2 separate regions of the Homo sapiens genome follow, and region 2 is linked to region 1. Evidence: chromatin contacts called from ENCODE POLR2A ChIA-PET data. All regions are on one chromosome and are shown on one strand. Each heading gives the region's core, a stretch centred on a gene start or an enhancer-like site at or near the end of the contact. The rest is flanking DNA. Distances are from core to core; before and after follow the strand shown.

Evidence for each region. ChIA-PET counts read pairs that join two places held with the same protein, here RNA polymerase II (POLR2A).
Region 2: POLR2A ChIA-PET joins it to region 1 with 14 read pairs in H1. The contact joins the promoter of IWS1 here to the enhancer-like site in region 1. POLR2A ChIA-PET finds 5 or more read pairs at or near these places in 2 of 52 experiments (H1 and activated CD4-positive, alpha-beta T cell).

The regions. Positions count from the first base shown.
Region 1 is chr2:105,402,836-105,405,546 of GRCh38, reverse strand. It overlaps a transcript of FHL2 not described here. Among named protein-coding and RNA genes, the nearest start is that of FHL2, 5.1 kb to the right of the region's middle. Within about 2 kb of position 1,311, at least 17 of the 41 ENCODE cell types and tissues checked have a DNase peak (open chromatin) inside an H3K27ac peak, as active enhancers do.
Region 2 is chr2:127,525,179-127,527,889 of GRCh38, reverse strand. It overlaps IWS1 (interacts with SUPT6H, CTD assembly factor 1), which reads left to right and starts at 1,401. Exons shown (of 14, transcript NM_017969.3): 1 at 1,401-1,715. The coding sequence starts at 1,682. RefSeq lists enhancers at 802-871, 1,112-1,161, 1,422-1,481, 2,012-2,071, 2,082-2,161 and 1 more and silencers at 907-1,080, 1,722-1,831.

The sequences.
Region 1 (2,711 bases), core at 62-2,561:
CTAGCACTTTGGGAGGCCATGGCAGGGGAATCACTTGAATCAGGGAAGGCAGAGTTTACAGTGAGCGGAGATTGCTCCACTGCATTCCAGCCTGGGTGACAGAGTAAGACTCTGTCTCAAATAAAATAACATAAACATTCTGAGGAACAAGTGAGGCATGAGACTCCCCCATTTCAGAAATGCCTGGAAGAATCTCCCATTTCAGGTATTTTAGGGAAGCAAACCGTTCACTCAAAAGAGAATTTTGCCAGGTTTGCACAGACTTTAGACATTAATACTTCCTTTAAATGGATTTTGGAATCATTGACAGAGGAAAAAAAGAGTAAAACTCTAAGAGAAGGCAGGCAGAGAAGTGAATGGATTGCTCCTGAAAAGGACTGAAATCAGAGACAAAGAGATCTCAAATAAGAAGCAAAGTTTTTCAGAGTCTACCTTACAAATACTTTTCATCTGAAACCATCCAGCAACATTTACTGGCCCAAATGAACTATGGGTGTGAATAGTTTCATTCTATTGGTCATTAATGTACCAAACAGAGTCTTTCTTAAAGAGGTATCAAAGCCACAGTGGAAACTGTATCCGACGCTCCAAATAAACTCTAACCAAGGATGGGAAACTCGGAATCATGGAGTTGTTTGTGGATTTGGCTAAAAGTCAGGCATGTTTTGAGGCTTTAAACACTGATTATTTATATCCAACAAATAGTTTGTGAAAAAGGAGAGAGGGAAGAAATGGGATATGGAAATTGTGTATCTCAAGAAAGAGCCAATCATTTTCCCTCCTAACCAGAGCATGGCAGAAGGGAGAAGAAAAGGAAAAGAGCTTGCCCTTTGTGGAAAGCTGAGCTTTTCCTGAAAGTCTGACAGGCAGAGAAACAAAGTTTGGATCCTGCAAGATCGTTCCTGTAACCAGATCAAGTTCCTCCTGTTTGCTGGAGGCCCTTGGGTCTCCCGTCACAACTGCACCCAGCTCACGGGCACAGGCAGGTGCATACCCTGCCCGTAGAGTCATCTTTCATAGACTTCCCTGCTGGATCCGGGCAAATAGTGTTTCCAGAAAAAGCGAATCCAGCTTTCTGTGCCACCACCCTGGGATCTGGTACTGTGTCATGGGAAGGCATGCAGGGACTTGCCTCCTGACCCCACTGCCAGGAGGGGTGCTGGTTTGATCACTCCTGACCCCTTCCCGCCAGCATTTATGATCTTAGACACTTACTCACCTTCCAACCATGTGAGGCAATTAAGAATGATTGCCTCTGAATCAAGGGCAAATCATCCACCAGTTTCCTGGCCAAGGTTTGAGTGGGAGGAACAGCTTGTGTGAAATCCTTTAACGGTGACAAAATGCTTAACAATCTTGATGGCAGTGGTCAGTTAGGGTAACGAACATAGGGCGGTCTGACCTCCAGCTCATGTTTTCCTGTGTTCACTTTCTACCTGGTAATGGTGAGCTCATCCTAATCCCCCTGGGGTAGCCCCCATCCGGGTAGGAGGCTACTGTTGGCCCCTGCACAGATGGGTCTAGCCCACCAGCCTCCCCCCCACGACCCCACCACAGGGTGGCAGTTGCGAGCACACGCCTAGAAGCCCTGCCTTTCTTTGGCCTCTCCCAGAGAATGAAATTTCAGCATTTGTACAGCTCAGACCCACTGGCTGAAACTTCTACCTCCTGGCTCAAACTTCTACCTCCTGCTTCCCTGAGTGAAGTAACTGACAGAGGAAGTAATACTTCCAACTGGATTTTAGAGTTCCTGAGTCTAGTCTATGTTTAGTCTATCTCTATTTCCCTGTCCCTCCCCCACGCCCTAAACTGACATTTCGTAGGTTTCTGGTAAATTACCGAGTCCAGAGTTGGAAGCCCTAAGTGGTATTTATTTTACTTCAAATCACCTTTAGTCATCAGAATCACCTGGAGGGCGTGTTAAAGCAGGAGCTGGCCTGAGAATGTGCACTTCTAACAGGTTTGCAGGGGATCCTGCTGCACTCTGGGACAAGGCTTTGAGACCTGCTAGCCGCAGGAAGTCTTTTCCTCTCTTTCCTCCCTTCCTAGCTGTGCCTCTCCCTGAAGCCCACCTACAGGAGAGACGGGAAAACGTTATGGGCAGTGTTGTCTCAAGAAGGAATGTCAGGATAATTGGAATAAACAAAAGAAGAACTTGAATAACTGATCACAGTCACCGTTGATCCTTTCCCCAGGAAATAGTACTTTTTGTTTTTATTTTCTTCCATGAACTAGCCTTTTATCCATAGCAGAGAGGTTTTCTCTCAAGAAGAAACAGGATCTGAACAGGATCTGAACCTTAATTCTTCTTCTGGTGGGAGTTCAGTCCATTTCCTTCTTATTCTGGATTAATTTCCCCTTTGCCATTGAATAAAACAGAGGACTTTACAAAGGGCCTACTTCATGCCAAGTAATGTGTTAATAGTTCTAAGTGGTTTATGTGCATCTCAAAAGACCTTCGCCACAATTTCACAGACTATATGTTATTAGCCCATTTTACAAACTAGCAAACTGAGGGTTAGGGAAGTTTTGTAGTTACTGGAGATCATAGTAGTCATAGATAGAACAGAGATTCAAATCCTGGCTTGACTTCAAAGATCAAGCTATGCTGCCATAGACAGCATTACGCTTTCTATAGTGAAAGACTTGTCACAAACAATTCTGTGATCTGTCACTTATTCAATACACATATTTATTAAGCACATACTATG
Region 2 (2,711 bases), core at 152-2,651, about 22 Mb before region 1:
AGACTGCCTGAGAAGATGTCATTCCCACAGCTGAAAAGAAGGAATTTGGATTCAATGCTGTTTCCACCACTTCGGAAAGGAATATCCATGAACTCTCTTGCAGGAAAATGGGAATTTCCAGAGAGAAACCACTTCTCCCCTTTCTTCTCTTCCCACGTCCTCTTCAGGAGCCTATAATTGGGCTCTGCCAGCATACTCTGACTGGCTAACGAAGGGTCAGATATCTGCAGTAGTAACAAAAGGCTCTTTTTCTACATGTCTACACCTCCTGGGGAGTCTTTGCTTAAACCTCTACTGGCCCTCCTCCGATCCAAAGGCAAGAATGTTCCCCTCTCTGTCCAAGACTAAAATGAACAAGTAAGGAAATGGATTTTACTCAGCCTATTGCAATAGGGAGAGCACTCCAGATATGATCAGTGTCTTGGCAGCGTAGTTTTGACTTTTATAGGGAGGAAGGTGGGATGATTGACAGTTGGGATTGTTTTGCAATCAGGAGAAGTTTCAGTCAGGTGAACAGGAAATGTTCTCTGTGTCTAACAAGTTGGGGGGAGGAGAGTTCTAATCTCAACTAATCACTCGATATCATCAGCGGGAATTTGGAAGGTCTGTTTGGCTTTATTAACAGGCTCAGAATAAAGGGGAAAGGTCTCTGGCCTTGTCACAGGCAAACAAGGGGGTCATCTGCACGCGTTTTATCTGAGTCACATGGAGACGGGTGGTTCTTTACAGTGTGCCGTTCCAGAAACACAAATAGATGAGGGGGTTTCTTAATCACCGCTGTTTTCCAGGAACACAGGGCTCAGGTAAAGTTCAACTTCACCTTCCTCCGGTGTTTCATCAGGGGAACCCTTCTGGAAGCAAAGACGTGTACTTCTTACTGTTGGCTAAATGGCTTCTTAACAAGGAAATTAAATCGTTGTTTAGAATGAAAGAGAGGAAGACGCCGGGAGAGGAGGCGCTGTGGATCGCGCCAGTTAGTAACGCATCACAGCTCGCGGGCGTCATACTACAAGTCCCAGTGAGCAACGCCCGCTTTCTTGCCTACTGCGGGCGGGAACCAGGCGCCTCTGGGCCTGACGGGAAAGACAGTGGTTTGGCTGAATGACGGAAAAGTCATTTGAGCAGGTCTTCATTTTTCGGAAGAGTATCTCAAAAGCTCTTCAAACAAGGCACGGACACAGAATCTAGGAAATGATAAAGAATCAATGATAACGTTATTACCACGGGGGTCAGACCAGGATCCACCCGAGGAAGGTATTTAACTAAAGCCCGAGTTCCAGCTCAATTTTCCCAGGAGTCTCCTTTCCGGCCGTGCCTGGCGTCATTGCTGTTGCGTCTTCTCATTGGCCGGTTGACGGGTTGCGGCGCCTGCGCGCTGCATTCCTTTGAGGGTCGTGGGCAGACGCCATTTTGGCCCCAGCGGTGCTTCTAGGAAGTAGAACGCCGGCTCGCATGCCTGCCCGCCCGCCAGCCTGCCGGGTACGGCCTTTTCCGCCGGGGCTTCCAGGTCAAAGAATTCGCCTTTGCCGCTACCGCTTTCTTACCCTCCGCACCCGTTAAGTTCTCCGGTCGGGCGGCAGTCTCTGAACACTTAGCCGCGCCATCCGGGGTCACACCGCCTGGAAGGAGGTGACGGGGGCGGCGCGGGGCGCGGACACTCCCCGCTGAGAGTCCGCCTGCCATGGACTCGGAATATTACAGCGGCGACCAGTCAGGTGGGGCAGGGACCTGGGGGACCGGGCTGGGAGGCGGAGCAGTTACTCGGCGGGGCTTGGCCTGGCACCCCGCGGGTGGGGGCAAGGAGGCCCCCCGAAACCTTCCCTCCCGCGACCCGGCCCGAGGAGGGCAAGAGCCCTCTGACCAGCTGCAAGCGTCGAAGCTAGAACGTTGGAGAGGGGATTCTGGTGGGAAAGCTTTCTTCTGAATCGGCGAAGGTTTTTGCTGAAATTGGGAAGTCACTTTCATATGTTAAGCTCCTATTGTGTGCAGGGAAGGAGAGGTGTCTTCTGTTAAGAGAGTTTTCAGTAGTTGAGTAGTTGGAGAATCCAAGGGGCGTTGGGGCGGGGGATCCTTCCTAGACTTTTCACTGCTAGTTAGGAGTGGTTTAATCTTGCTTGCAACACCGGACGTAAGTGCAGGACCCATGTTTCAGTTGCATGCATAGAGTAAGGAATGCGCTTCTGGCACTTACTGGTGGTTTTTGTGCCTTTCCTCCACCTTGAGATCGTTCCTCTTCCTCCTCACCGAAGTTTGGTCTCCTTTCTTTACTGTTTGTTTATTCTGTAAGCTGTTACTGGGGCCCACTCTGCTGGCACGGTGCTTGGCACCTGAGATTAAGGATAAGTGAGGCAGAACCTGGTGTGGGAAACACGTCGCATTTGCTTTCCCTTTGTGTGCTAGTCCTGTTGGGGCGTTCTGTTACAAAAGTTCTTAAATACACCATAAATAAATACACCCTCTATGTACCCACAAAAATTGAAAATTAAAAAGAAAACTTGAGTGCTTAAATAATTGTTTAAGCGTTAAGCCCTTTACTGTTTTGAGTTCATTGCTTTTCCTTACGTAGGACAGTGAATTCTAATGACTGCAAAGCGTTTTCCAGGCATGCACTGCTTAAAAACACTTTCCTAAGCCAGGTGCGGTGGATTATGCCTGTAATCCCAGCACTTTGGGAGGCGTAGGCGGCCGATGGCTTGAGCCCAGGAGTTCGA